Regions from separate parts of the Homo sapiens genome. Here all the other regions are linked to region 1. The links are chromatin loops, found by intact Hi-C in ENCODE. Cell type or tissue: adrenal gland. All regions are shown on one strand. Region 1 has its middle 40 kb from the start of MIR8071-2. Region 2 has its middle 27 kb from the start of FAM30A. Region 3 has its middle 94 kb from the start of FAM30A. Region 4 has its middle 38 kb from the start of TMEM121.

Region 1 (2,500 bases):
AGACAGGGGACAGGGTGGGGGACAGGGTGGGGGACAGGGTGGGGGACAGTGACCAGGTGAGGAAAGATGCGGGTCAGGGACTGGGGGTGCAAATGGGGAGGTGGTGGGAGACGAAGCCCCTCCAAACCTGACGCCCCGCCGCTTCCCGAGCCCGGGGTTCAGGGCTTCCTGTTTTCCTGTGTGATTATGAGCTCCTGCTCCTGCCCTCGCCCCACGCGCGAGTCTCCCCTGGAAGGATGTGCAAGCTTTTCACAAGCACCACAGACTCTTACAACCCGGGACCACCTGGGACCCCAGGCGGTCAGGACCAGGGCCACCCCACACGGCAGGCACCAGCGCTCCTGACCTGGGCTGCAGAACAGCCTGTGGTCAGGCAGGGGCTCCCACTGGCCCCTGTCCTCGGCAGGCCCTTCCCCAGGAGCAGCGTCCGGGAGCTCAAGACAGGCTTGGGGGCTGCCCGTCCACCTGGGGAGGATCTTTGCAGGGCCCTTTCTTTCTCACTAAACAGCTTGCCTGTAGAAAGGAGAATTCGAAGGGATTTAAATCCAGTATTTTTACTGGTTTTCCCCGGGGCTAGCCAGGGTGTCTGCCCCACCTGCTGGTGGAAACGAAGTTCCCACTCTGGCCTTCTCCGTTAGGGCTTTATTTCATGGAGGTTGCATATGCCCGCCTCCCTGCAATGCGATGGTGAGGCCAGGGACTGGGGATGGGGCAAGGCCTGGAAGGGTGTGACTGTCTGTGAGGTGGGGATGGGCCTGCAGAGGGACGTCCGGGAATACACGGAGGCGTCTCGCACCGACACCGGGGTTCACTGTGACGGGAGGGGCTAGAGACCATCTGAGTGGGCTGGAATGGGGGTTGTCGCACACCCCTCGGGGGTGGATGTGGGTGCCCAGCAAGAGAAGCAGACCCGGCCCCACAGGAGGCTGCAGATGGAAGCTTCAGAGGCGGCTCCGGGGCTGCCACAAACCCCGCCCCTCCACGTGCCTCCCTGTCCCGGGAGCCGCCCCTCTGACCCCCAGGCCCTTCCCCGGACGTCCCAGCTGCTCCACAGCCCAGGCTTCTCCCCTCCTGCCCCCATGGAACCCCCACCCTGGGCTGTCTGGGCCTGCCTAGCCGGCCGTGTGGGGTCCCCCAGGCCCGTGGCCCAAGCACCCATCTCCGTGTCCAGCGCCCAGCGCACTCGGACGTTTCACACGCGGGCCTCTGGGGAGGACCCCCAGGCACCGCCAGCCCAACCCCGGCGGCCGGAAACTGGACCCGCTGCGGCAGCCGCTGAGGCTCTGCTGCCCCCGTGTGGCCGACAGCAGCATCGAACGCCGCCGACCACGCGGCGCTTCCCGGGCTCGGGGCAGGGGCAGGGGCAGGGGCACGGGCAGGGGCAGGGGCAGGGGCAGGGGCAGGGGCAGGGCCAGGGCCAGGGGCAGGGCCAGGCGTGCTCTCGGGGCCGGATCCCGGCTCTGCCTTGGGCTCAGGGCTGGGGCCCGGTCCGTGTCCAGCACTGTGATCCCCTCCCCTCCCCAGCGCCTGCCGCGGAGGTGGCTGTGGCATCCGCGAACAGGCATCAGCTTGTGGGGCTCTGTGGTCTGGGATCCCAGCCTCTGCCAAAGTCCTGCATTCCCTGGGTGTGGGGACGCTGTGACCTGGGGACGCTGTGGCCTGGGGGCCTTGCAAGGCTGCACCTGGGGCAGATGGGGAAGCTGGCCTGGGCTCCTCGGTGGGGCCCCGCGCCCCCCACTTCTGCCGGCAGCATCCGATGCTCCCTGACCCTGGTCAGGACCCTTCCTCCTGGCGTGGCCCAGTGTCCCCGCGGAAGCCCCAGAACGCGGCCTGCCCGGGAGCCGGCTCGGGCCTGGGGCCTGCGGGTCTTCACTATGGTCGCGAATGGACCCACGGGATGCTGCATGAGGCGCACGAGCTTGAGGCACCAGCCTCCGGCCACTGTCCCTGGAGGACAAGGGACGCGGCTCCGGAGCAGAGGGTCCTCCCCTGGGGATGCCCTCCCGGCGGCTGGGTGTGGGGCTGGGGGCTGTGCCCGGAAGTGGGTGGGTGGGAGAAGCCCTCCTGAGCACAGAGGACAGCAGCCAGGCCCAGGCCCAGGCCCTGCAGGCCCCCAGGGGCTCCAGAGCCCCAGAGAGGAGGAAGGCCTCCGTGTGCTCAGAATCAGCTCACACCCCGGGGACGAACCTCAGAGGGCCGGGACAAGGAAAGGAAGGCCCCGGCCCAACATCGGGGTCTGGGCGCTGGTGGGACAGGGCAGGCTCAGCCTTGGGGCCGGTCAGGGCCCTGTTGGGGTTCGGGTCCCCCTGCCAGGTCCGCGTCTGCAGCCACAGCCCCTCAACCCCAGCAGGGACCCCAGAGACCGGCTCGGGACCCCCTGGTGGCCGTCTTGTGCCACTGCAGTTCTGCTGCTGAGAGGTTCCCGGGGTTCCCGGGGTTCCCGGGGTCCCTGGCCCGGCAGCCTCCTGGGCTCCCAGGCAGGCGCGCTCTGCCGTCCGCT
Region 2 (2,500 bases), 260 kb before region 1:
AGAAGACGCTCTCCACAGACCCTGGGAAAGCCAGCAGCTGCACCCCGAGGCTGTGCCAGGCAGGGAACAAGGAGGCAGCACCACCTGCTGGGCAGGGAAAATGTCCTCCCAGTCCCTGCCGCTTCTCTGCAGAGGCACAAAGAGCTGCCCCTTCTCCTGGGCCTTCTCCTGGGCTGATGAGATTGCTCCCCGATATGCCAAATCAGGGTTGTGCATCTGAGGCTCTGTCTAGACTCTCAGCTCCTTCCTACTCCTGCAAAGTGAAGAAAACAATGCCAAGGGGTCCTGGAGGCGTCTCTACCCCTGGAGAGTTTTGACTCTCTTCAATAGTCTCCACTACCCTGCCCTCACTCCATGTCCTCCGTTTCTCCCTAAAGCGGTGCCCAGTCTGATTGCACTGTGGCAGGGATAACGAGGGGCCAGGACATCAGGGGAGAGAAGTTTCTACCTGAGTCACAGCAGCGGCTGCCCTGCAGACTCCTGAAGACACAAGACACATTTCCATCCCAGAGACCCAGCGAAATGCAACCTCAAACTAGAGACAGCCAGTTATTTTTTCTTGTTCTGTCCTGGAGAGGCCACTGAGAAAGTCGAGCCCCTTGTTGAGGAAAACATGAGATCTCTGTGTGTCGTCCTCTGCCTGATGGCTGTACCTCCATGTGAGTGTCTCAGAGATTTCAGAACGGGGGCTGTGGGCTGTGGTGTCCGCTTGTGACTCATCTCTTTGCTTCTTGTCCCTGAGTGTCCTGCATCAGATGCAGCTACTGGAGTCATGCCCAGGGCTGGTGAGGTCCTCACAGACCTCTGGGCCTGGACCCAGCAGCCCTCTGGGAAGGCGCTGGGGCACCTCAGCTCCAGGGGCAGCACACACTTCAGCCCAGCCTTTCTGGGCCAACTCTCCATCTGTAGAGACACATCCAAGGCCCAGTTATCCCTGCAGCTGAGCTCCGTGATGGCCAAGGGCAGGGCCGCACATTCCCGTGGGAGACAGAATGGGGACCTCAGCGTGAGCCCAGACACAAACCTCCCTGCAGGGAAGCACAAGACCACCAGGCGGCGCTCCAGACCACACAGCGGCCCCAGAAGCAGGTTTTAGGGGGCGGGGCAGACGTGTCCGCGTTGAGTCAGGTCATTGGTTTTACTTTCCCTGAGCAAACGGCCTCTGCCAAGGACTCACTGCACCTCTCACCTTCACAGTTGTTTTTTTTTTTTTTTTTTAATCACCCTGTAGAGTTTTGCTAGCTAATTTAGATATTGAGGAGTGCTTCATACTTCCTTGGGCCTCTGCTTGCAGAAACATAGCAATTGTAAGGAGGCACGTGGGAAAGCCCCGGCTCGGTGACCCGGGGGATGCTGCTGTGGCCCTGGCAAGAGGGCGTCGGGCCGCAGTAACAAAGGTGCAGACGGCTCTCAGCCTGCGCCCGCGGAGTACAACACATAAGGGCTGTAACCTAACGAAAAAAGAATCGCAGTGCAACTGTCCTGCATTTGAGTTTGTGATCAGTTTTGCCCTTTGTCTTTAACAGGTTCTAACATAAAATTTTGAATGTTGGTTCAAGCCCTGTGGGTAAAATGCACTTACCCACATTCCTTAAACAAATAGAACACTGAGGTGGAAATGTTTTGAAAAAGTAGTTTTCAGACATTTGGAAACAAGCATCACAGGATCATAACCCCTGAGAAAAGAAAAACAAATGAACGAATCCTGCTATTGCCTGAAAGCAGCTGCCAGGACACACGGAAAGGCTTAGTGAGCTGAGCGGACAGAGAGCAGAGTTCAAGGCAGCAGCAGCCCGAGGGGAGGAGCACCGGGGAGCAGGCTGCTGTGCAGCCAGGATGGGCCGGGGTGGGGCGGGGGGAGAACAGCTGGAGACTTGCCGCAGGGAGGGGGATCCCTCAGGTTTGGGGCTGAGAACTGACTTATGCCTGACTTATGCCTGCATGAAAAGAAACTACTCGATATCAGGGGGAAATCACCAGAAACCTGTGGACCCAAAACTACACAGAGCCTACACAAGGAAAGCATTGTTTGTGTTCTCCCAGCCAGGGTGGAAAGACCTTGAGATATGTAAAGCTTCAAGCAATCTTCCGAAGTAATCTCGTGAGTAGTGGTGCCACATTAATTCAGGACTAAAGGCTGCTCTGAACTGAACCTAAGAAATGCTTCAAGTGTAGCCTGGAGCCCGGGTGCAGTGGCTCACACCTGTAATCCCAGCACTGTGGGAGGCCGAGGCAGGCGGATCACTTGAGGTCAGGACTTTGAGACCAGCCTGGCCAACATGGCAAAACCTGTCTCTACTAAAAACACAAAAATTAGCTGGGCGTGGTGGCAGATGCCTGTAATCACCTCCCACCTGGACCCTTCCTTGATACATCAGAATTACAACTAGAGATGAGATTGGGGTGGGGACACAGAGCCAAACCGTATCACATAGGAACCTAAAAGGATAATAAAGTAGGAAAACTTCCCACATCAGTAACCCTTTATCCGATAGTAATC
Region 3 (2,500 bases), 330 kb before region 1:
CACACAGAAGTGTACAGAGGTCAGGACACATCCTCAGGGTCACACATTGAGAATGATGAAGATATGTCCCACGAGTTTTTCCTAAGGTCTCAGAAAGAATTCCAGGACTCAAAAGGTCTCAGAGGGCAGCTCCCAGTGCCTTAGTTAAAATGGTGGCTCAGGCCTGTAATCCCAGCATTTTGGGAGGCTAAGGCAAGTGGATCACCTGAGGTCGGGACATTGAGACTAGCTTGGCCAACATGGTGAAACCTTATCTCTACTAAAAATATAAAAATTAGACGGGGGTGGTTGTGCGTGCCTGTACTCCCAGCTACTCGGGAGGCTGAGGCAGGAGAATCACTTGAACCCAGGAGGCGGAGGTTGCGGTGAGCCGAGATCGGGACACTGCACTCTAGCCTGGGCAAAGGAGCAAAAGTTCATCTAAAAAATTTATTTTAATTTAAAAATTTTAAAAAAATGGCCCACTCCCTAGAACAGAGAGATTCCCTCTAAACATGATGGAGGTCCCGAACTATACATTAAGTGAATCCTGGTGTGTCTGAACTCACATGATTATTACGTTAAGCTGCTGTTCCAATCTACTTCCTCACCTGGGAAAAGAGGAGCCAGGGCATGGCTAGTTGAGGCCCCAGGAAGAGAACTGAGTTCTCAAAGGGCAAAGCAAGCATCCTCATCCCAGGGCGAGCCTAAAAGACTGGGGCCTCCCTCATCCCTTTTCACCTCTTTATACAAAGGCACCACCTACATGCAAATCCTCACTTAGGCACCCACAGGAAACCACCACACATTTCCTTAAATTCAGGGTCCAGCTCACATGGGAAATACTTTCTGAGAGTCATGGACCTCCTGCACAAGAACATGAAACACCTGTGGTTCTTCCTCCTCCTGGTGGCAGCTCCCAGATGTGAGTGTCTCAAGGCTGCAGACATGGGGGTATGGGAGGTGCCTCTGATCCCAGGGCTCACTGTGGGTCTCTCTGTTCACAGGGGTCCTGTCTCAGGTGCAGCTGCAGGAGTCGGGCCCAGGACTGGTGAAGCCTTCGGGGACCCTGTCCCTCACCTGCGCTGTCTCTGGTGGCTCCATCAGCAGTAGTAACTGGTGGAGTTGGGTCCGCCAGCCCCCAGGGAAGGGGCTGGAGTGGATTGGGGAAATCTATCATAGTGGGAGCACCAACTACAACCCGTCCCTCAAGAGTCGAGTCACCATATCAGTAGACAAGTCCAAGAACCAGTTCTCCCTGAAGCTGAGCTCTGTGACCGCCGCGGACACGGCCGTGTATTACTGTGCGAGAGACACAGTGAGGGGAGGTGAGTGTGAGCCCAGACACAAACCTCCCTGCAGGGAGGCGGAGGGGACCGGCGCAGGTGCTGCTCAGAGCCAGCAGGGGGCGCGCGGGGCCCACAGAGCAAGAGGCCGGGTCTGGAGCAGGTGCAGGGAGGGCGGGGCTTCCTCATCAGCTCAGTGCTCTCCCTCCTCGCCAGGACCTCAGCTGTCCCCAGGCCTCCTCTTTCTTTATTATCTGTGGTTCTGCTTCCTCACATCCTCGCTGCAGGCAAGAAAGAAGGGAGAAATTTCTCTGTTTACCATTAAGGTTTTAACAGTCACTGGCACCTTTTTTTCAACAAATTCCCACAAGGCCCATTTTACCTTCTTGAAAAAATATTTCAAGGCTTCCCACCATCTCTTGATTGGCGTCATCGGCTGCATCGTGTCCTGCTCTTAAATTCATGTGATGAAACCCCAATCCCAGTGGCTCTGTATTTGGAGAGAGGGATTTTAAGAAGGCAAATAAGTTAACTGTGGTCATAAATGTGGGACCCTAATCCAGTAGGACTCTTGTCCTTATGGGAAGTGGAAGACATCAGAGGCCTCTCTCTCCACATGCACACAGAGGAGAGGCCATGTGGGGACGCGCTGCATGAGAAGGTGGCCCTTTGCAAGCCTGGAAGAGGGCTCTCAAAAAACTAACCCTTTCTGCACCCAGATCTTGGACGTCAAGACTCCAGAACAATAAGAAAATTAATATTTGTTATTTGAAACTACCTAGTCTGTGGTATCTTCTGATGGAAAGCCAAGCAGATTCACAGATACAATTGTGTTAGCTCCGTCTCCTGGAGGGAGAAGCAGCCCACCGAGGCTGACACATCTCTCAGATTATTTTTATAAAGAAAAATAGATCCAAGATGAAAACCCCACCACATTTCTGCTGAGTCATTCACTTAGCAGGCTTCTCTGAGATCAGCCCTGGGGGGCTGTGTTCTAGGTCATGTCTCTCACTTTCCACTATGAGAATCCATGTAGATCATGAGAACCAGCCAGATGGAGTCCTGATCCCGGCCCACCTTCTGCTGCTCCCCAAGTATCCCAAAGAAAACCACTCCAGCGTCACCCCTGTGTCTTCTACTCTCTAAAATCCCACTAAAGCTGACCTTAAACCAGGAGATATTTGGGGCCGGGCTCTTGTTCTCTTCTTCTTAGTCTTCCATAAGGTCCAGGTGCC
Region 4 (2,500 bases), 120 kb after region 1:
GAGCTTCCTCCGTGCACCTGCTGGGCCCCTCACAGCCCACCTGTCACCAAACCTCTGTCCTCCCCTGTGCCCAGGCCTGGCCAACCCAGGCGCTTTCAGCCCGTAGACCCTAGGTGGGGTCGCCCAACCCTACCCCGGCCTCAGTACCCTCTGGGGTTGCCCCACGAGACCACCCCAGAACAGACCTGCCCAACCCCAGCCCTGCATCTTCAGTGGGACACAGAGGCCTCCATAGGACCCCACCCCACACCCAGGGGCTGTCCGGGGCCCATCACCCCAGCAGCTGAGACCCTGGGAGATGACACCCTGTGCCTAGAACAGGGTGGACCACATGGGGGGACATTCTGACCCGTGTCCCAGCCAGGCAGGACAGCCCCACCCCAGCCTCCTAGAGGAGGGGTCTGTGCCCGCGCCCACCCCCTCAGTGGAACCTAAGCCCTCCAGGGAGGACTCAAGTTTGAGGAAAGGATCCCTGGGAAGACCCCCAGGGTGCAGCCCGGGTGACAATGCTCAGGGGGCCCTTCCTGCACATACAGCCTCCCACAAATATAGTCATGCACACCCCACAGAGACACACAGAACACACAAACACACAGAGACACACAGACACATAGACATACAGAGACATAAAGACACACAATACACACAAACACACTAACACACACAGAGAGAGACACACACACACATAGGCACACACAGAGTCAGAGACACACAGACACACTACCACACACACAGAGACACACAGACACACATAGGCACACAGAGTCAGAGACACACAGACACAGAAACACAAGCACAGACACACTACCACACACAGACACGCATAGGCACACACAGAGACAAAGACACACGCAGACACAGGTACACAAGCACAGACATGCTACCACACGCAGAGACACACACAGAGATAGATACAGACACACATAAAGTCAGAGGCACACAGACACATATAGACACACAGAGGTACACGGCACAGACACACACACTCAGAGGCTCACACTCAGCCACAGCCACGTGCACACAGCTCACACGGCCCACACTCAGGTCCACAAGGGCTCACAGCGTCACAGAGGCCCCCAGTCCCACAGCCAGACAAGCACAGGCCGTGCTCACGCTCACACACTGACGCACACATTCTCCCACCCGCTGCCAAGCTCACGCTCACACATGCACACGTGGCATTGCTGGGCCAGGCTTTGGCACATGGGGTCAGGGAAGGCTCAGAGAGTGAGCATCACAGACACAGGGTGGGACTGGTGTCCGGGGGGTCCATGAGGAGCCGAGGGGCAGCCCTGCCACGCCCACAGGCCCCAGGTCTATTCTCAGGCACCCGCCTGGGGCTGGGGGCTTCCTTCTGGGAACACGAGGACCTCCGTTCTGCACGGAGACACACGTCCAGAAAGGGACACCCCAGGGCCACACCCAGACACACCCAGCCCGACTCGGGCACCCAGCACACGCCGGGCACACAACAAACACAGGAGCTGGCACACGCCTGGCCCCAGGCCAGGACAGCAGCAGGCAACTCGGCCAGTGCACACAGCCGCTCACACACACCACACATCCCCACAAGCCCTCACACCCTTACATCCCCACACTCCCACACATCCACACACATCCTCAAACACCCCACACATCCACACACACCCCACACACCCCACACATCCTCACATCCCCACACACCCTCACACCCCACACCCCACACACCCCACACATCCACACACACCCTCACATCCCCACACACCCCCACACATCCACACACCCCACACCCCACACACACCCTCACACCCTCACACTCACACACACTCTCACATCCCCACACATCCACACACACCCCACACATCCACACACACCCTCACATCCACACACACCCTCACATCCCCACACCCTCACATATCCTCACACTCCCACACATCCCCACACACCCCACACCCCACATCCACACACATCCTCACACACATACACACACCCTCACACACCACACACCCACTCCCTCACACACCCTCACACACCCCACACATCCACACACCCTCACACTCACACCTTCACACATCCACACACACCCCACACACCCCACACATCCACACACACCCCACACCCCACACGTGCACACACACCCTCACACCCTCACACATCCACACACCCCACACACCCTCACACATCCTCACACTCCCACACATCCACACACATTCTGAAGCACCCCACACATCCACACACACCCCACACACCCCACACATCCACACACACCCCACACACACCCACACATCCTCACACTCCCACACATCCACACACACCCCACACACCCCACACATCCACACACACCCCACACATCCACACACACCCTCACATCCCCACACATCCACACACACCCTCACATCCCCACACACCCTCACACATCCTCACACTCCCACACATCCACACACCCCACACATCCCTCACACTCCCACACATCCACACACATCCCACACATCCTCACACACATACACACACCCTCACACAC

Evidence for each region. A loop is a pair of places that touch in the nucleus more often than their neighbours do. Peaks named below come from ENCODE experiments on the same cell type or tissue, not always from the same donor. Only the 100,000 strongest peaks of a DNase experiment are listed, where the experiment ranks them.
Region 2: it touches region 1 in a loop (4-fold over the local background); 32 of 110 quality-filtered maps call a loop at or near these places.
Region 3: it touches region 1 in a loop (4-fold over the local background); 12 of 110 quality-filtered maps call a loop at or near these places.
Region 4: a loop joins it to region 1, with 4 times the contacts of the local background. A loop is called at or near these places in 30 of 110 quality-filtered maps.

What each region holds. Positions count from the first base shown.
Region 1 is chr14:105,679,084-105,681,583 of GRCh38, reverse strand. It overlaps IGH. Among named protein-coding and RNA genes, the nearest start is that of MIR8071-2, 40 kb to the right of the region's middle. In adrenal gland, no CTCF peak of the experiment used is centred here; a DNase peak (open chromatin) is centred at 1,381.
Region 2 is chr14:105,943,696-105,946,195 of GRCh38, reverse strand. It overlaps IGH and the pseudogene IGHVII-1-1. Among named protein-coding and RNA genes, the nearest start is that of FAM30A, 27 kb to the right of the region's middle. In adrenal gland, a CTCF peak has its summit at 1,041 (motif pointing right); a DNase peak (open chromatin) is centred at 1,045.
Region 3 is chr14:106,010,715-106,013,214 of GRCh38, reverse strand. It overlaps IGH and IGHV4-4. Among named protein-coding and RNA genes, the nearest start is that of FAM30A, 94 kb to the right of the region's middle. In adrenal gland, no CTCF peak of the experiment used is centred here; a DNase peak (open chromatin) is centred at 1,424.
Region 4 is chr14:105,563,604-105,566,103 of GRCh38, reverse strand. No RefSeq gene overlaps it. Among named protein-coding and RNA genes, the nearest start is that of TMEM121, 38 kb to the right of the region's middle. In adrenal gland, no CTCF peak of the experiment used is centred here; no DNase peak of the experiment used is centred here.